2 separate regions of the Homo sapiens genome follow, and region 2 is linked to region 1. The links are chromatin loops, found by intact Hi-C in ENCODE. Cell type or tissue: ascending aorta. All regions are shown on one strand. Links, peaks and the distances in the headings refer to the core of each region. The heading gives the core; the rest is flanking DNA. Region 1 has its middle 160 kb from the start of CASC18. Region 2 has its middle 170 kb from the start of NUAK1.

Region 1 (5,387 bases), core at 212-5,211:
GTAGAAATAAAAAATGCTTCTGCTTTCATGGAACTTACAGTATGATGTGGGAGATGATCAAAAAGCAAAAGACAACCATTTTCATAAATAAGAAGACAGGGTATAAGGAGGGAGAATAATGGGGAACACCTTCTGAACTCCGGGGGTGGTTCAGAGATGGCCTTACAGAAAGCGGGAAAAGAGCATCCAGGCTGAGGGAATAGCATGTGTGGAGGGGGCCAGAGGAGAAAGGAGCTAATCAGGGCAGGAGCCTAAAGTACAGGGAGCAAGGGGCAGTGAGGCCAGAGGGATTGATAGAATGGTAGGCAGGTCAAGTGGGGCCTGTCAGGGTTTGGATTTTAATTTTAATTTAATTTAATTTCAACTGGGACATCCATCTTTGTACCTGATGAGGCTCTCTTCCCAGCAATGTCCAAGTTGAACATTCTAAAAGTTTTAGGTTAAGGTAGTATCTTTGCATCACCTACACTGTCCCCAAGCTCTCAGGACGAGACAGCATATTTGGGAAATGCCTGGGGAGTAGGGTCACACTAAACACAAACATTTTTGTCTTAAGAGGGCTCACCACCTTGGACCACATCCCTCCAAACCACTGGGAAGCTTTGTAAACATACAGATGGATGCCTGGGCTCCACCTCAGGCCCTCTGCATCAGAATCTTGGCGGGGTGGGTGTGGGTAAATTCAAGCCCTAGATGTGCCTTTAATGCCTTACAAAGTTCCAACTTGCCTCTTCAGGCTCATAAAATCTCCATCATACCAAACATGGAGCCCAAAGAGAATGGCTTTCCCTTTGTTGATAATGACTCAACCAAAGCATTCCTCCCCTGCTTCGTTTACCTGCCGTGGGCCTCTTAGCAAAGCACACCTGTCCATCTGTCAATATTTACTCTGTCTGCTGCCCTCAACAAAAGAAGGGAAAATTGTTTTCACTGTCAAGCTAGTGTTTATACAAAGGATTTGTAGACTTTCTCAGAGCTATGAAAAATCCATCACCCTCAGTTAACCTGTGCCCTTAATGAGGTGGTAGCTTTTCTCCCACCATCCCATCCATCAGGGATGACAGTATGTAGCTTGTCAACCAGTAAGCATTCAGGTTGAAAATGATTTCACCCAGAAACCTGGGGAGACAGATGCGTGAAGTGTAACCCAATCTCACAGGGTGAAGCCTGCCCTGCTGATTACAGAGGACAGCCTCAGTGGGGCTTCATCTAGGACCCAATGAGAGGAGATCCACAAATGCCAAGACACTTATAAGAAGCCAATATTCTTTGGCACTCAGAAAGCTTATCAGCCCATTACATCTGCTCCAATCAATACTTCACCCAGTGTAACTTCCAAGGGAGGGCTCTACTGCTGTTGAGTCAAAAGAAATTGAGATTCATGTTGCTGGAACCAAGCAATGCTCAGAGACATGCACTCCTGAGAGGTGGCTGGGCTCACTCCCAAGGAGAACAATATTCACCAATGAAACAACTGCCTGGCTCCAACGGGCTTTTGACATCCAAGCCACCTGGGACAGACACACTGAAAAGCCATTTGCAGGATACAGGAGGAAAAACAGATCCGATCACTGCCTTTGTCATTCAGAAGAGCCCTTGAGGTTTATGGACCAATCCAAGGGGCAAAAAACAAACCATATCTGTGAAAGAGCTTCAGGGCCCACATACACTCTGCTGGAAGTGCAGCCCAGACCTGCTGCCCCAGTTCCTACTGTGTGCCCACTGCTAAGCTGGGCACTAAGAAGTAAACCAAATGATCTGTGTGATTCACAGAGCATCTGAAGCAGCCTCCAGAGGGGCTCAAACTCATCTCAAAATGCATGGAAGAATCTGGGGGATCCTGGCTCTCCATGGGGGGCAAAATAAATAATATTAACAGATATGTCATTTACTATGTACCTTACTGTATGCCAGGAAAAGATTGATAAATTTTAACTCATTGAATTAAAACTCAATCCAACTCTCTGGGATAAGTCCTGTTATCTTTAGAAAGGGGACAAAACTAGGACCCACCCAAGCAGAGTGTTCTGAGATGGAATCTCAATAAAATAGTATCTAGAATGTGCTTAGAATAGTCCTAGCATGTTTAGGCCCTCAGGAAGTGTTAGACACTTTTTATTATGATGATTATTACGGCTACTACTACTTTTATTAGTCTCATTTTACAGCTGAGAAAACTGAGGCTTGGAGAGGTTATGGGATTAGCTGAAGGTCACATTGGCAATGAGCAAAAGCCAGCATCAAAAGCTAGGTCTTCCAGCTCTGGAGAGTGACGTCTTCTCTGTCAGGCTGTAAAAGACCTGCTCTGCTCGAACTGTGGGTGGGGTGTGAGGACCTCACTTCCTTCAGAAAGAATCTGGGGCCAGCACAGGATCTATTCCTGGGTACCTCGGTCGTGGTGTACTGCCGCCCTCGTACTGTTCGCATCCACCTCCCACACGGACTGGGCCGCACTTGGTAAGCTGCCCCAGCTCTCCTGCTCCCTGGAAACAGGCAGCCCTGCTCTGGGCACTGGTGCATCCCAGGACCTGTTCTCCAGGCCACTCCCGGGGTGGCTGCAGTGTAAGACCCCACACCTCCTCCCCTGGAGGCCCTTTGCCAGGGATGCAGGGGAAACAGGACTCCTCACCTCTGAACCTTGGTTCTCTCCCTTCCTAAGCCTCTTGAGCTGGCTGGGCCCCCCAGAGAGGAACAAGTTCCTTTGTGAGGGGAACTGACTCAGGTCTCTTATCACCAACTCCCCAGAGAGTATGAGGCTGGTATATTGTTTTTCTTCTTGCTGCCACAACAAATTCCCATGTACTTTGTGGCTTAGAAGGACAAAAATTACTGTTAACATTTCTGGATGCCAGGAGTCAAAAATGAATCATACAGGGCTAAAGTCAAGGTGTTGGCAGAGCTGGTTCCTTCTGGATGCTCCAGGGGAGAATCCGTTCCTTGCCTCTTTTAGCTTCTAGAGGCCGCCTGCATTCTGTGGCTCGTGGCCACATCACACCAATCTCTGCTTCCTGTCCCACCTCCTCTGACTCTGATCCTCTCACCTTCCTCTTCTAGGGACCTTGTGATTGCAATAGACCCACATAGATAATACAGAACGATCTCCACATCTCAGGATTACTAGCTTTATCACATTTGCAAAGCCTCTTTTACCATGTAAGGGAACATGTTTGCAGGTTTTGAGGATTATAATGTGGACATCTTTGAGGGCCATGATTCAGACTAGCACAACTGGATTTCTTCAACAAGCTTTGACTGCACTCCAGCCAGACCCAGGCACTGTGCTGGGCACTAGGCGCTCTGTTCAAGGCCTCCAAAACAGCTAGATGTGTTGATGTGAGTGCCCGCATGTTCATAGCTTCTTGGAGGTACAGATTACTTCTTGTTTGACTCCCTCCTTTGTGCCAAGCACATCCTAATAGCTAATACTTATTATATGCCAGGCTTCATCTAGAACACCATAAATCTATTATAAGCATTGATGCTCCCAAGAACACTACGAGTAGGTACTATTATCCCTCCACAGATGGGGAAATCAGGGATCTGGGGCATCTTAACTTTCCTAAGTCCTGCAGCTAGTGAGGAAGGGCCATGATTGAAGCCTGGTCAGTCTTACCCCTGAGTCTCTGCCTATAACCACTGTTCCACCTGGCATCTCAAATAGCAGCTCTCAAAAAGCACCTATGGAAAGGAGGAAACGGAAGACATAGGAAGCTAGAACTACACGTGCAGGGTCTGAGCTCTTGAGTGTCATAAATGAGTGGCCTTTTCATGAAAGGGAGGCTAGAAAGAGAACCTAGAAAGGAGGGGGTCCCAGAGCTTCTAGGTAGGCTCTGCCAGGTACACACCCCATGGGCTTAGAGGAGGGCTGGAATCTCAGGAGGCTCCACATGAAGTCATACATATTTGATTAAAGGTGGCCCCCAACTCCTGGGTGCAACCTGGGGAAAGGAGCATATCTGCTTTTCCTGACCGTCTTCTATTTCAGGACTAGCACAGTCCCCACTCACAGTAGAGGTTTGATTAATAAATTTTGATTCTATGAAATGACTTAGAAGTGCACTGAATACACATTCTGACCCAATCCTGAATAGGCAAATGTTAAAAGACAAGAATCAACCAAAGCCAAGGTCAGAGCAGACCATGAGCATCACAGAGGAAATCTGGGATGATCCTAGTCTGTTTCCCCAGAAAGTAGGGCCTGAATCAGAGGATTGATAAGAATTACATCACTCCATAGGGACCATCCCTGGGTACAGGGGTGAAGACAAGGGCAAAGAGGTAAGGAAGGAGGGGGCATTAGCTTTCCATTGCTGTGTAACAAATTACCCCCAAACTCAGTGGCTTAAAACAGCAAGCATTTAACCAAACCCAGTGGCTTAAAAAAACAAGTTTTGAGGGGCAGGAACCCGGGCGGCTGGGTTGGGGGTCTATGCTTCAGAATCTCTCATGAAGAGTCAGGCTATGGGCTGAAGCTCCCACATTTCCAAGCCCCTAATGGGACTGCTGTCAGGAAGCTTCTGTCCCCTGCTTGCATGGGCCTCACATGACATAGCAGCTGGCCTCTGCCAGAGCAAGTGATGGGAAAGAGGAATTCGAGAGAGTGTGTATTAGTGTGCTTGGGCTGCCATAACAAAGTACTACAGACTGTGTGGTTTAAACAACAGAAGTTTGTTTTCTCACCATTCTGGAGGCTACAAGTCCGAGAATAAGGTGGCGGCCAAGCCACTTTCTCCTGAGACCTCTCCCCTTGGCTTGCAGACAGCTGCCTTCTCACCACGTCCTCACATGGCCTTTCCTCTGTGCATGGGTATCCCTGCTGTCTCTCTGGGTGTCCAGATATCCTCTTCTGACAAATACAACAGTCTCATTGGAGTAGAGCCCTTCCTTGTGGCCTCATTTTAACTTAATCACCTCGATCATGACCTTATCTCCAAATACAGTCCCATTCTGAGGCACAAGGACTAGGGCTTCAACATGTGAATTTTGAGGGGACACAATTCGCCCCTTAAAAGAGAGAGAGAGAGACCCCAAGAAAGAAGCCAGAGTGGTTTCATAACCTAACCTTGGATGTGACATCTCATACCTTCTGCCAAAATCTATTCTCTACAAGGGAGGCAATAAATCCAGCCCACACTCAAAGGGAGAAAAGTGGAACTCCATCTGTTGAGTGAATGAATATCAAAGAATTTGTGGACATATTTTTAAATCCACCACAGAGGGAGAGCCAAGAGGAGGATGCATTACCGAAGTGGCCACAGCTATGTGTGCGGACTGTTGGATCCTGTGGGACTAGTCCCTGAGAAATACATGAACTGTGTCTCAGGGCTATGCATGGTCAGTGGAAAGGGGAAGAACTTATTAACCAGCTCCTATCCTCAGTTGGTTGC
Region 2 (5,387 bases), core at 257-5,256, 100 kb after region 1:
TTATTCCCCCCTTCTCACTCAGAGTAAAGGCTGGAGTTCTCACAACAACCAACAAGGTTCTAAATGAGCTGGACCCCCACCAACTGTTTTACTCCATCTCCTTCTACTCTGTCTGTATTAATAGTCTGGGGTCTACAGAGAAACTAAAACAATAGGATATATACACATACATATAGCATTGTGTTGTATATATATACACACTGTGCATATATGTATAATTATATTGTGTGTATATACTTTATATATGTAGAGAGATATATATAGAGAGAGACAGGTATATATATAGAGACATATATATGTGTGTGTGTATATGTATATATATATATGTATATACATATATGGAGAGAGAGATTTATTATAAGGAATTGACTCACACAGTTATGAAGTCTGAGAAGTCCCACAATCTGCAGTCAGCAAGCTTGAGAACCAGGAGAGCCAATGGTCTAGTTCCAGTCCAAGTTCTAAGGCCCAAGAACTAGGAGAGCTAAGGGTGTAAGCTCCAGTCTGAGTCTGATCCGAAAGCAGGAAGCCAACTACTATCACAGAATGGGTCATTCTATCCTCTTGATTATCGAAGCTCTCCTCTGCTGAGGTCAACCTTTGGTGAGCATTTATGTTGAACACAAATGTCTTCACATTTTTTGCCCATTCAGAGGGGTCTGTCCTCTTCCCCAAATTTTCTTCTTATCAATTTTTCTATCATATGCCTTCAAAATTGCTGATCATTCAGCCAAATTATTGGCCACAGCCCATGAATCAGTATATAATGATACATCTGGCCATTTCTCTTTCCAAGCAAAGTAGATGGCCAGGTGAACTTCTTGAAGCTCTGCCCACTGGAAGGACTTCCCTTTACCGGTGTCCTTCAGGGATGTCCCAGAAAGGAGCTATAGTAGTACAGCTGTCCCCTTTCAGAGGATGCCTGCATATCATAAAGAACCATCTGTAAACACCCCCCAAGCTTCTCTTCCTCTGTCAACAACTGTAGGAAACTTCCCACAAGGCCATAGGTACACGCTGGGAGAGAAAAGGCAGTGGAGCAGGAGTGGGGACCATGGGCATTTGGGCCACTTCTTCATGTAACTTATCTGTGCCTTCAGGACCTGTTCATATCCAATCATATAAATACCAGTTCCATTTGATAATGGAATGCTGCTGTGCACACCAAACTTTGTGGCTAGGTGGCTCAGATAATATCCAGTTCATGATGCGTAGCTCAGGTTGCATGATAACTTGAGGTGATTATAAATGCAGGTGGCCCTTAGTTAAGTATTTGATCTCTATTAAGACTGTATAGCAAGCCAAGAGCTGTTTCTCAAAAGGAGAGCAGTTATCTGTGGGTAATAACAATGCCTTGCTCTAAAACCCTAAAGGCCTGTGTTGCAATTCACTTACAAAGGCCTTCCAAAGGCTCCAAACAGCATCCCTATCTGCCACTGACACTTCAAGGACCAATGGATCTACTGGATCGTATGGACCAAGCAGCACAGCAGCCTGCACAGTGGCCTGGACCTGTCGCAGAGCCTTCTCTTGTTCTGGGTCCCACTCAAAACTAGCAGCTTTGCAGGTCGCTCAGTAAATGGGCTGGAATAACACACTCAAATGAAGAATATGTTGCCTCCAAAACCCAAAGAGGTCCGCTATAAACTGGATCCCGCCAACTGTTTCACCTCCTCTCCTATTCCTACTCTTCTTTGCCCACTTTGCTGGAACCACAATGTCTCTTTGCTAACCCTCAAACTGGCAAACGTGCTCCAGACTCGGGGCCTTGTGCCTCTCTGTTCCCTCTGCTTGGCATGTTCTTTTCTCCAATATGCAAATGGATTAGTTCTTTGCTCAAATGTCATCCTCTTCCTGAAGCCATCACTAACAACCTGTGACACTTTCAACCCTGCCTTGCCTGACATTTCCAGTCTACCATCCCTGCTTTTATTTTTCTCCCCAGCACTTTATTAAATTACATTTAGAATTATACAGTTACATAAAGAATTATATAACGTGCTTATTTGGCTTACTGGCTATGTCCCCCCAAACAAAATGTAAGGTCCTGGAAGTCAGGATTATTGTCTATTTTGCTCACTTCTGCATTCACAGTGGGCAGTACCTGATAAGCATTTGGCACTCGATAAATATTACTTTAACAAATATACGCAGAATCCAAGCCCAGTGCAAAGGCCTATGGCACAAATTGAAAGCACAAATGCATTCAGGGACTAAGCAGTCACAAGAACACTGTAAGTGGCAGGAAGTGGGATGTACCAGAGACCCTGCCCACTGAATGCTCGCTCAGCTTCCGCTGACTGTTGTTGCAGAAGAATGTAGGCATAAGTGGACCACATCTTCACTTTTTTTCCGAAAGAAACAAGAAATATTTTAATGCAAAAATCTAAAGATTTTGTTACTGATGACTAGGTCTCTGGCCTAAGAAGTCAAAGAAAATGGCCTGGCCCTGCGTAACATGTGGCTGAGCCCAGTAATCCCTCCAGACCTGGACATCCTGTCCAAATGGTGGCCTTCAGAATAATATCTGAGCCCAAGCAAGCCCCACAGAGACCCCCCCAAGGCCAGCACCCTCATCCCAGAGGCATAGGACATTCTTCTCTAGGTTATGTGGGACCAACATTCCACAGATATCTCACTGGGAAGCCACAGAAACAGCAGTCCTAGGAACCAGATTCAACTTTCTAGTTTATTCCTCGCTCAGGATTTGGAGGCAAGGCAAAACACTTTGAACTTATAAAGCCTCCAGGGACCTCAGATCATTTGGATGAGGGCAAAGAGGGAGGAATCTTCAAGAAAACGATACAGAACTTCTACTAACGGGGATATGAACAATTGTTCACTGGAAGAATGCAGGAGATTTGATTACACTTGCGCTCTGAAAAGAAGTGGGTCATATCATTTATATAAATAAATATTTGGCACAGACTCTGAAGTTGTCTGACTCCACTTCTATTTTTGTAAAATGGGGATAATAATAGTACTTACCTCATAGCACTGTTATGATAATGAGATAAATGAATACATTTAAAGTGCTTAGAATAGTGCCTGACATATAGGAAGCACTTAATAAGTGTTGAGCATTATTTTTATTACTGTTATAATTCCATTCAAATAGCTTAATCTTCTATCTTGCTGCCTTTAACTTTATTCTCATAAACATCTGAAAATCTAGCTGCCAATACCCCTTATAAATGCAAAAATCCTCCACAAATACTAAAAAATCAAATACAGCAGTACAGAAAAAGGATGGTACAATCAAGTGGATTTTGTCCTGAAAATGCAAGGCTGGCTCAACAATAAAAAATCAATGTTATTTGCCATATTAACAGATTAAAGAAAAAAAATCATGTGATTATCTCAATACATTCAAATAAAGCATTTGAAACATTTAACATCATGATCAAAACTCTCAGTAAACTAAGAATAGAAGAGAACTTCCTTAACCTAATAAAGGGCATCTACAGGGAAAAAAAAAAAAAAAAACAGCTAACATTATATTCAATGGTGAAAGACTGAATTCTTAGCCTGTCAGATTGGGAGCAAAACAAGGGTGAAAATGTCTGCTCTAATCATTCCTTTTCCTCCTACTGGAAGTCCTAGCCAGTGCAATAAAGCAAAGAAAAAAACTGTGAGGCATATAGCAGAAATCAAACTTTCTCATCTCAAAGTATGTGATTATTCACATAGGAAACCCCAAGGAATCTGCAAAAATGCTACTGAAAATAAGGAGTGAGCTTAACAAATCTGAAGCGTACAAAGTTAATACTTAAAAAAATCAATCTTATTTCTGAATACTGGTAATAAACAACTAGGAATTGAAATTAAATAAACAGAACCCTATATAATAACACCAAAAATAATAAGATACTTAGGTATAAATCTAACAAAATATTGCAAGACCTATATGCTAAAAGCTAAAATACACTGATAAGAGAAAAAGAACTCTCAGTAAATGGAGAGATACGCTGCATTCATGGATTAGAACACTTGATCTTATTAATATGTCATTCTCCTCAAATTGATTCAACACACTAGAGATTAAAATCCTGGCAGGCTTTTTTGAGATGACAAAAAGCTGATTCTAAAAATCTTTATAGAAAGGCAAAGAAGCTAGAACAGACAAAATAATTTTAAATAAGAAGAACAAAGTAGGGGAGTCCACACTACCTGATTTTAAGACTTCCTATACAGCTACAATAATCAAGACATTGTGATCTTGATTGGCAAAAAGTGGTATTGGCAAAAAGTGTGACACATAAATCAATGGAACAGAATGAAGAATCCAGAAATAGACCCACCCAAATATGGTCAATTGATTTCTGGCAAAGGTGCAAAGGCTATTTAATAGAGAAAGGATAGTCCTTTCAAGAAATGGTGCTGGAAAAATTGGATGTTCATGTGCAAAAGAAAGTGGACTTCAACCTATATATATATATATCTCACACTTTATACAAAAATTAACTCAAAATGAGTTACATACCCAAGTGGAAAATGTAAAATAATAAAACCTTTAGAAGAAAATCTTTGTGACTTAAGATTAGGCAGAGTTCTTAGAAATGACACAAAAGCATGGTAAAATGGACTTACTTAATCAAAAGTAAAACTTTTACACTGTTAAAAGAATGAAAAGATAAACTAAAGACTGGGAGAAGAATATCTGGAAATTATACATCTAATAATGGACTGGGAGGCAGAATATATTAAAAACTCTCAAAACTCAACAGTAGGAGAACAAACAACTCAGTAAAAAATGGGCAAAAAATTTACGCCGACACTTCATCAGAGAAGATGTACATATATATGTATATGACAAATAAGCACACAAAAAGATGCTCAGCATCATTAGTCATTAGAGAAATGTCAATTAAAACCACAGTGAAATACCAATACATACCTATTAAAGTGGCTAGTATTTTTTTTTTAAAGACAGCCTGACAATTCCAAGTACTGACAAGAATGCAGAGCAACTGCAACTCTTATAAACTGCTAGTTGGAATATAAAATGGTGCAACCACTTTGGAAAAACAGTTTGGCGTGCACTTACCATATGACACAAACCCACTCCTAGGCATTTACACCGCCCCCCCGCCCAACAAATATATATCTACATGAAAACCTGTATGTAAATGTTTACAGTAGTGTTTATACTAATTTTATTCATAATTACTAGAAACTGGAAACAAGTCAGATGTCTTTCAACTGGTGGATGGATAAACAAATAAATCTGCATGTTGGGTTACAAGTCAGCAATTAAAGGGAATGAACTATTGATACATACAACATAGATGAATCTCAAATGCATCATGCTAAGTGAAGAAAGCTAGACTCAAAAAGTTGTCTGATTCCATTTCTATGACACTTTAAAAGGGAAAACTACAGGGTTG

The links. Hi-C counts contacts between places; a loop is a spot of excess contacts. Peaks named below come from ENCODE experiments on the same cell type or tissue, not always from the same donor. Only the 100,000 strongest peaks of a DNase experiment are listed, where the experiment ranks them.
Region 2: a loop joins it to region 1, with 4 times the contacts of the local background. A loop is called at or near these places in 1 of 110 quality-filtered maps.

Annotation. Positions count from the first base shown.
Region 1 is chr12:105,859,874-105,865,260 of GRCh38, forward strand. No RefSeq gene overlaps it. Among named protein-coding and RNA genes, the nearest start is that of CASC18, 160 kb to the left of the region's middle. RefSeq lists an enhancer at 1,282-1,783. In ascending aorta, for the core only: no CTCF peak of the experiment used is centred there; a DNase peak (open chromatin) is centred at 2,538; H3K27ac peaks cover 1,274 bases.
Region 2 is chr12:105,964,621-105,970,007 of GRCh38, forward strand. No RefSeq gene overlaps it. Among named protein-coding and RNA genes, the nearest start is that of NUAK1, 170 kb to the right of the region's middle. In ascending aorta, for the core only: no CTCF peak of the experiment used is centred there; a DNase peak (open chromatin) is centred at 2,535; H3K27ac peaks cover 2,636 bases.